Linked DNA regions of Homo sapiens: region 2 is linked to region 1. The links are chromatin contacts, found by Hi-C in ENCODE. All regions are on one chromosome and are shown on one strand. The core of a region is the stretch at or near the end of the contact, and the rest is flanking DNA. Distances in the headings are between cores, read along the strand shown. Region 1 holds the start of CHRNA7 (cholinergic receptor nicotinic alpha 7 subunit). Region 2 overlaps CHRNA7 (cholinergic receptor nicotinic alpha 7 subunit).

Region 1 (4,593 bases), core at 190-2,689:
GCACGCCTGTCTGCTCTCCAGGGACCCCTGGCGTCCCTTTCTCCTGGCAGAATGACTGCTATCCTTTGAGGTGAATCCAGTTCAGCTGTCACCTCTTCTATTAACCACTCTCCAAAAACAGCTAATCCTTCTTCTAGGCTCTTACCGCAGTTATGAAAGCCTATGCTGACCCTTTGTTTAAACATGTGTACATTAACAGTAATACATTTAAGACACTTCATGGCAAGGGCAATATACTGCGTTATTCTTCCAAATCAAATAGTTGGGCTCAGTCCCCCATTCCTGCTACTGGGGTACAGTCAAGCTCAGTCACCTTTTGGTGAGCCTTTCCCTAGTTCTTGGAGTCTTAAAAGAATCCCGTGGTTTTCGGCAGTTCAGAAACCCAGGCATTGCCGCTGCGTGGTCCACGGGAGTTGCTCTGGTGGAGCTCGGATGCCCGGGGGCTGCAGGAAAGAAGGTGGCAGCGCCCCCTACGCGGACGCAGGGCGCTGCTGTGCTCAGCAGAAGGGAGCAAATGGGATGGAGCTTCAGCCACCCTGGAAGCCGCCCCTTGGCGCCTTCCTCCCTCCCTTCCTCTTTCCAAAATCAAGCCCCCTCTTCAACATCAAGAACTCTCCGCACTCCCTGGACCTCTCAGAGCCTCTCCTCATTTACTCTTTCCAATGCGCTGGCTCAAAAGAGCCTAGATAAGAACACCAAGTTCTGGCTGTCCTTCCAGCAAAGAGTTAGGAGTTAACTTTTCAATCTTTTTTAATCTCCTTTAAAAAAGAATGAGCCATACATTAGGGTAACCACTGGGAATCCCATCACACACATTGGCGGCATCTCTCCTCCCCGACAGGGTGCCTCCAGCACTTCAGATCCCAGCCGAGAGTCTGGCTGCTGGCGCCCAGCAAACGGTGCGGAAAGCAAACCGGGGCTCGCGGAAAGCGGGAGGAGGGGGGCTTCCTCGGGTCTGTTTTGTCTGGTTGGCAAGACTTCCGAAGCCTGGTTCCCTATAGCTGCCACCCGGTCGCTGGCGTGGAGGAGGGAGTCCGGGAAGACTGGACCCCAGAATTGTCCCGGCTTTCTCCCGAGTGCCCAGCGCAGCTTCTGGCTGAGAGCGGGAGCGGGCTGAGTGGGGACAAAGAACGCAAGGGAGAGGTAGAGCCTGGCCTTGGGCAGCCCCTGGCCTGGCCAGAGGCGCGAGGCCGAGAGCCCGCTCGGTGGAGACTGGGGGTGGAGGTGCCCGGAGCGTACCCAGCGCCGGGAGTACCTCCCGCTCACACCTCGGGCTGCAGTTCCCTGGGTGGCCGCCGAGACGCTGGCCCGGGCTGGAGGGATGGGGGGGCGGGGACGGGGGCGGGGGCGGGGCTCGTCACGTGGAGAGGCGCGCGGGGGCGGGCGGGGCGGGGGCGCGCGCCCGGCTCCTTAAAGGCGCGCGAGCCGAGCGGCGAGGTGCCTCTGTGGCCGCAGGCGCAGGCCCGGGCGACAGCCGAGACGTGGAGCGCGCCGGCTCGCTGCAGCTCCGGGACTCAACATGCGCTGCTCGCCGGGAGGCGTCTGGCTGGCGCTGGCCGCGTCGCTCCTGCACGGTAAAGCCACTGCCTCCCCGCCCTCCACTCCTCCGTGGGATCCCGGGCACATCCCGGGCGCCTCTGTGCGCCCCGCGCCTGGGCCAGGTTTGGGATCTCCCCGCCGCCGGGGAGGGGCAGCGGGGGCGCTGCGGGGGCTGCTTGTCTGGGCTGCACCGGGTGGGCGGCGGGGGACGCCGGCAGGAGGGAGTCGGGGGTACCCCCGCCGGCCTGCCCTGAGCCCCCTGCCCGGGTCTTCTCTCCTTAAGTGTCCCTGCAAGGCGAGTTCCAGAGGAAGCTTTACAAGGAGCTGGTCAAGAACTACAATCCCTTGGAGAGGCCCGTGGCCAATGACTCGCAACCACTCACCGTCTACTTCTCCCTGAGCCTCCTGCAGATCATGGACGTGGTGAGTCCCGCCTGGCTACAGGGCTGCCCTCTCCCCTTCCTGGGCTCCGAGGGGCTTTTTAGACAGCGTCGGGCGGCCAGGCGGTGGAGCTCGGCTGGGGCACTCTAGTTGGCCCCAAGCTAGGCAGGGCCATGCTCTGAGTCTGTCCCCAGCCTGCCCTCTCCTGAGTGTCTCATTTCTCGGTTTCCCCTCCAGCCAAGGAGGGACCTGGTAAAGCTTATTCCATCACCCTGGCCACCTGTGCATGGTTACTTGGGTCCCACCTTTCTCTCAGGTTAGAAACTCAAGCATCCTGAGCTGGGACTCAGTAGCAAGAACAGGTGAAGTTCACTTTTTAATCTCCCTTATGGTGTAAGTGTTGACTTGCATTCCAGCATTGTCAATTTAGCCACTTCTAGACTTTTCTGCCGCCTATGGTATGTAACTTCTTTGGTGGGGGCCTGGCCCTGAGCTTTGCAGCTGGCGAATCTATCCAGGCAGAGGGCAAGAGGGCCAGCTGTGAACTTTCACTGTGACCCCATCTTAGGAATGGGCATGCTTTGCCTTCCTGGTGAGGACAGGTACTGGGAGTCCTGCTCCGAGGACTCAGGGTTCCCCGTCAGGAATACATGTGTCTGTCCCTCCAGGCAGCTGCCATCAGTTCCGTGGGTCTCTTGCCTTGCAGCCTTGCTAGTGCCCACTTCAGTTAGCCAATCTGTGTAAACTTGCCTATTGTTCCTCTATGCTGCTTTGGATATTCAATATTCATGGTATATTCTCCATACAATACAAATACTTCACACAAGTGTTTAATTCATTATAAGTGGGTTTGGTGTCTTGTCTATACGGAGTATCGGATTCTATTGTGGAGCACCCTGGAGTGTGGCAGGGTGGGGCACAGGGATAATAATGTTCATTGGGAGGGAGAGCATGATGGGAAAGAGGTGAGAGAATAGCCACAATTACTGGTTAAAAAAGAAATAGTGCTAAGAGCTACCTGGCAAAGTGGAAAAAGGTAAGAGGTGATATTTCATAATCCTACAAATAAACAGTTACCCGCACTATCATGTTGATGAATGGTATATCACTTAACCTAGTTAAAATTGCCATCATACATTGCCTCCTTTCCAACGCTACACTCGCCTCAAATGTGTTCTTCCTCCTACAGACAGAATCATGCTTTAAAATATTGAATGTATATGTGATGATGTGGAAAAGTTATCATGAGAAGAGCTGTAGGGGAAGGCAGGTTCAGTCTCATGTGTTGCAGAGCAGCAAAAGTTGCTGTTTATGGAGCAGTTCCTCAGTTGCTTTAAAGAGCTCAGGATTTGTACTTGGGATCTTCGGTGGGTTCTGTCTGTGTTGGTTTCTGGATGGCTGCTGTTAGGTAAGTTTCTTAAGCATCTTGAGCCTTGGCTTTCCGGCTAATAAAATGCACACTGTCAGTCATTGTGATCAACTAAAGAATATGGAAACAACTTGAAGAGACCTTAAAGCTAGATATGTGATTATGGTCATTTTCATGCAGAAACCACATGAAAAAGGACCAGGCAGCAGAGCTAACACACCCCGCAAGTGGTGTGTGACAGGGTGAGAAAGGGACAGTAGCCCCCTCTTCCCCCATTTGTCCAGGGTCAACTCCAGCCAGGCTGTCACACTGTTTGTGTCTGCTCCACAGCTGTCTCTCTTGGAGTGGGTGACCCTGTATTGCCTGGATGGGGGTGATGGTGTAGTAGCCCCTCAGTAGAGGAACAGGAGGAAGTCAGTAGAACAGGCTCCTGAGGTTGCAAAGGCTGCGGCAGCACCTTTTGGAGAAGAGACCACTCGCGGAGAAGCTGCAGGCTTTCTTCTGGGAACTTCTTCTTTAAGAGACTCTTAAGAAACCAAGTTATTATGAGGAGCTCTGAGTCTTAGGAGAAGTTTAGGCATAAGTTAGTGTTATACTACATGAACATTTAAAATAACTTTTGTCATGTTAGAAAATTACAAAAATAGCACATTGGCACTTTGTGTCAATGACATTCCAGTGTCCTTAGGAAATGCATGTGAAGAAGGCTGTCAGCAGCCAGAGGTCATGGGAAGGGGGCGGGAGAAAGTTTATCTCTCACCTTAGCCGTGGTATTGGCTGTGAACACATTGAACTTCCCAGCCAGGCAATGCTATGTTCATGGAGTGGCCTTGAACAAACTCACTTACCTTTCTAAGCTCTGTTTTCTCATGTGTTAAATGAGAATAATAATACCTGCTTCAGAGGGTTTTGAGAGGATTAAATGAGAGAAAGTGCTTGCCCACACTGGTGATTCACTGAAGGTCTGCTCCATCTTAATTATGTAACTACTCAACTCAGAGGTCAAGAAGTCCATGCCTAGAAGGGTGTGGTCACATGCCCAAGGTCACTCTGTGATTAGAGGTAGGGCTATGAGGAAAACCAACATCGGACAAGTCCTTTGTCTTTCATCTGCTGCTTCCTTTAGACTTGGTAACTTCGGCAGAACAAAGTCATTTAATTTATTTAAACTGGGTGAATTGTAACTAATTTAATGTGACTTTCCTGAGATCCTGGATGAAGCCGAAGTCTCTATCAGACATAACAAAATATGCAAACATTTGTATTCCAGCCTTACTTGGCTCTGCCTGGTTTTTGAAGCAGAG
Region 2 (4,959 bases), core at 1,255-3,754, 100 kb after region 1:
CTTCTCATTGTGTCCTTACATGGCAGAGAGAAAGAGAGAGGGAGTGGGAGAGGGAGAGAGAGGGGCACGTGCTGGCTTCCCTCTTCCTATAAGGCCACCAGTCCTATCAGAATAGGGCTCTACCCCTGTGACCTGATTTAACCCTGGTCAGCTCTTGCTTATCGTTTTTAGCCGTATTACCTCCTTATCGTTTTTCTTGTATTTATGCTGTCATAGCAAGTGGCATTTTTCTGAAAGCATATGCTTAGTTTATTTAGACTTTATATTTATTCAGATTAAGGTTGGTCAATTTCTTCACTCAATCTGAAGGAAAAGCTCTTTAAAAAATCAGCCTGATCATTTTTCAATGAACCTCTGGTGTGGACTTTGGGCATCCGATTGTGTAGGAGGCTCTCAAGGCTGGCTGTTTGCCCAGTCAGCATTGTCACTGGGGGACGAGCTGGCAGGGTGCAATGTTGTTCCCTTCACCTTTGTGTCTCCAAGTGACCCTTTCCTCATAGGGATGAATTTCCACCCATGATGAATAGTCCTTGTGTGCATAGTAATCCCAGTGTCAGAACATCTTCTCCTTCCACTGCTGGGGATAATTAGCTTCCTTTTTCTTTTGTTTCATACATCTGGAGCCAGAAAAGGCATAACAGGTCACATAGTTTAGAAATGGACATACTTTTTAAAAAATTTCATGAGCTCCTTCACGTCCATTTATCTAGGCTACGTAAAACTGTTAGAAGGAATGCCCAGGCTACAAGCTATAAGCAGGCAGGAGGGTGGGGCCCGTGGAGCCCAGCTCTCTCCCACACGAGGCCCTGGGAGTTCAGTCAACCATCCTGGGTCGCAAAAGTCATTACCCAAGAAGGCGGGAGTAAAACTCGTGCTTCTGCCCTCTTGCCCTGTACGAGGTGGGTTGGAACTGAGAAGGCCAGGACCTTCAAAATGCTGCATTCTCCCTGAGAAGTTGGAATTGAAAAAAATAAAATCTACCATCCAGTGCAAGACGATGAAAAAGAAGCATGACTGTTTTAGGCTGTGCTCAGTCAGGGCTCAGAGTCTTCCATGGGAATTCACAACAGATGAGGGAAGGGGTGCCTCCTGGTGCTGGTTTGATATGTCCAGCAGAACCCAGGAAATTCCAGCACCAATTGTAGTGGCATGCAAAGTGGTCTGATCTGTGAGGCTCTGGGCACCTGGCAGAATGGAGTGCAGGGCACCTGGAGAGAAGTCCCCCTCCGGCCAGGTCCACAGGATCTCCATAGACACGGTAGCAACACAGGTTGGGGATTCATTCCAGTATGTCCAGTCAGCAAGGTTCATGTGCCATGAACATGCTCTGCAGATGGTGATTGGGGTTTGAGACATGGGTTTTCTGCAGCCTGACAAATATTCCATGCTCTGATAAGTGTCCAGGTGTGAGGCCAGGTGTGCAGGCAATGCTGTGAGAGGGCAGCCAAGGGCTCTGCCCCTTTCTCTCCTGCGTCCTCCTCCCTCCACATCCATCCTGTCCCACCCCTGTGACTACATGTGGGTTTTTTTGTGTGTTTTTTTTTTTTCTGAGACTGAGTCTGGCTCTGTCTCCCAGGCTAGAGTACAGTGGCGGGATCTCGGCTCACTGCAACCTTCACTTCCCAAGTTCAAACAATTCTTGTGCCTTAACCTCCTGAGTAGCTGGGATTACAGGTGCCCACCACCATTCCCGGCTAATTTTTGTGTTTTTAGTAGAGATGGGGTTTCACCATGTTAGCCAGGCTGGTCTTGAACTCCTGACCTCAGGTGATCCGCCCTCCTCGGCCTCCCAAACTCCTGGGATTCAGGCGTGAGCCACCACACCTGGCCTGCATCTATATTTTTAAGCTCTTGTGCCATTTAGCCTTCATTAATTTTTTTAAGAAAACATTACAGATGAAAACTGTATGAGGAATGAAACACTATAAGAAATAATATGGAAACTCAATTTTTAAAAATCAGCTAAAAATGAACTTCAAATTAAAACACATACAGAAACATCTCACTTTGAGCAAGCATTCACAAACATAGCAAAAGGCAGGTTTGGACTCTTAAACACTTAAGACAATAGAAACTGACAAATGATTTGAAAATAATTACACTCAAGTAAGAATTAAAAACACAAATGAGAGAAACCCTTTAAAAAGCAACTTTGAAAAGAATCAAGTAAAATTAAGAGAGATGAGAAATAATATAGCCATCAAAATTAAAGACAGTGGAGGCATAGAATGTCAGATGAGACACAGTTGAAGGAGCAGAGGCAGTTTCCTGCGTGAATCATAGAAAGCTAAATAGATGGAAAGTAGGAAAGAATGATTTACGGTCGTGCAATAATATCCAACACTTCTGTAGTGCTTCTGTGCACCAGGTCCTGTTTCAAATGCTTTACATATATTAACAACCTTCTGAGGAAAGCGCTGTGATTATTTTCAGATATGACAGCTGGAGCACACTGTGGCCAAGGTCATGCAGAAAGCAGGTCTGGAAGCCTGCACCCCCCAGGAGAGGCTGTGCCTGACAAGGAGGGCTGCTTCCTCTCATGCCGGGGATAGGTGCTCCCATACACACTGGCTAGAATAGTAGAAGGCAATAATAAATTGCATGTGGGAGAAATATTAAAAGATTATTTTCAGAAAACAGGTAAAGTTATGGCTCACATACAGATATAAAAATGAGCATGTTGAAGAATCTATTTGACTCATATCACATGAGGAAACAAAGCAGATGTTCTCAGTTCAATGGGAAAGTCAAACTAGTACAAATTTATATAGAGTAAAGGAATTTCGAGATGAATTCTAAATGGACACAGAACTTGTTTATCTAAAGGGGCAGGAAGTCAAGGCACTACCAATTAAATCACTACTGGGCGACTGAGAACTTCCGCATCTATCAGCTGCTTACGGTCCGCGCACAGTGGCAAAGCAGCTCAGACAGTGAACAGGGCGAGACTTGCTAAGTGAGATCTATGTGCTGTAGGGGACACATCGTTTTCCATTGAAATACAATGATTTTTTTCAACAGAAGCCATGTCCCAAAAGAACAGCTGAGGATGTAATAATATTGATGAAAAACATACATCCTCAGCTTCAGGAGATAAAAGTCTGAGGAAAGATATGTGATAGGAAATGAGCCCAAGACATATTGTGCAAAAAAGCTGCAGGAATGTCCAAAGCCAAAAAAAGATCCTAGAAGCGATGAGAGAAAAATAGATAGCTTGCTAACAAAGAGATGGCAATTAGACTGACTGCAGACCTTTTAAAGGCAACAGTAGAAGCCAGAAAAATAAACGAAAATAACGTCTTTTAAGTATGAAAGGAAATAATTGTCAACCTAGAGTTTTATCCTGAGCTAAACCATTCTTTACCTGATGGGCAAAATCAAGACATTCTCGGGAAAACATATACTAAAGGAGTTTACCGTGCAGGGGCTGTGCTACTATTTTAAAAAACTACCAGAAGACGTTTAGGAACTAGGCATGAGAAGCAGTGAGCGAAGCAATTGGCAAAGATTCAGGTACATGTAAACAGATTTGGTTATATAAAATAATAATGATGAATTTGAGAGTATTAAAAACAAAGTGGGACAGGGCGCAGGGGCTCATGCCTGTAGTCCCAGCACTTTGGGAGGCCAAGGCAAGTAGATCACCTGAGGTCAGGAGTTCGAGACCAGCCTGGCCAACATGGTGAAACCCCATCTCTACTAAAAATACAAAAATTAGCCGGGCGTGGTGGCATGTGCCTGTAGTCCCAGCTACTTGGGAGGGTGAGGCAGGAGGATCGCTTGAACCCAGGAGGCAGAGGTTGCAGTGAGCTGAGATAGCACCACTGCACTCCAACCTGGAACCTGAGTGACAGAGCAAGACTCCATCTCAAAAAAAAAAAAAAAAAGATGGAATTAAAATACTGGAAAATATAGCATGAAATAGTAACTTGGACAGTGCTTGGAGGTAAAACCCTCAGGTGTACTTATATGACTCTGGAAGGCCATGGAGACGTCAGCTTTAAGTGAAATATACAAGGTTAAAGTGTGAGAATAACCACCAGACCAGACACATTAAGAATACTATATTTAACTTCCAAACAAGTAGGGGTCGAATGGGGAAGGGATGAAGAAAACAGGAGAAGGCCGGCGCGGTGGCTGACGCCTGTAATCCCGGCACTGTGGGAGGCCGGGGCGGGCGGATCACGAGGTCAGGAGATCGAGACCATCCCGGCTAACACGGTGAAACCCCGTCTCTACTAAAAATACAAAAAAATTAGCCGGGCGTGGTGGCGGGCGCCTGTAGTCCCAGCTACTTGGGAGGCTGAGGCAGGAGAATGGCGTGAACCCGGGAGGCGGAGCTTGCAGTGAGCCGAGATCCCGCCACTGCACTCCAGCCTGGGCGACAGAGCGAGACTCCGTCTCAAAAAAAAAAAAAAAGAAAAAAAAAAGAAAACAGGAGAAACCTAAATGCAATCCAAGGAGGAAGAAGTCAAAAGCATAACATTAGATGGTAGAAATGAAAACAAATATTACAGTAGACAAGATAAAAGTAAATGGGATGGCCAGCTGGTTAAAACACAGATCTCCCCAATATATCTCTATGCATTTAAATCGAACGATAGACTGTTTAGATGAAACTAAACCATATATACGTAAAGGATGAACGCAAAAAAGGAAAAACAAAAACAGGAACAAAAATAAAATGTGAGTGGCTATGTTTACAACACCCCCCCCCCACACAAACACAGTAAGAAAAACAAGTATAATTAAGGTTAAATAAGGTCAGGTGATAGTGATTTTTTAAAACTAAGGATATATAACAAATCTTACATGTATATATCTAATAAAATTGCTTTGAAGAAAAATTGGTAGAATTTAAAGTTTACTGGATAAGTCCACAATTACAGTAGAAGATTTTAATGTACCTCTTTTAGTAATTGATAGTGTAACAAGGGGAAAAAAAATGTAAGTATGTAG

Evidence for each region. A loop is a pair of places that touch in the nucleus more often than their neighbours do. Pooled maps may share reads with other maps.
Region 2: a map with no recorded cell type shows a loop between it and region 1 (2.9-fold over the local background). The contact joins the enhancer-like site here to the promoter of CHRNA7 in region 1. A Hi-C loop is called at or near these places in 1 of 37 single-sample maps with no recorded cell type and 1 of 50 pooled maps.

The regions. Positions count from the first base shown.
Region 1 is chr15:32,029,076-32,033,668 of GRCh38, forward strand. It overlaps CHRNA7 (cholinergic receptor nicotinic alpha 7 subunit), which reads left to right and starts at 1,440. Exons shown (of 10, transcript NM_000746.6): 1 at 1,440-1,574; 2 at 1,823-1,962. The coding sequence starts at 1,520. LOC124903441 reads right to left here and starts at 1,521. Exons shown (of 3, transcript XM_047433397.1): 1 at 1,482-1,521; 2 at 782-1,313. The coding sequence starts at 1,521. RefSeq lists an enhancer at 1,499-2,064.
Region 2 is chr15:32,132,628-32,137,586 of GRCh38, forward strand. All of the region lies in intron 4 of CHRNA7 (cholinergic receptor nicotinic alpha 7 subunit), which reads left to right. Among named protein-coding and RNA genes, the nearest start is that of CHRNA7, 100 kb to the left of the region's middle. Within about 2 kb of position 2,505, at least 2 of the 41 ENCODE cell types and tissues checked have a DNase peak (open chromatin) inside an H3K27ac peak, as active enhancers do.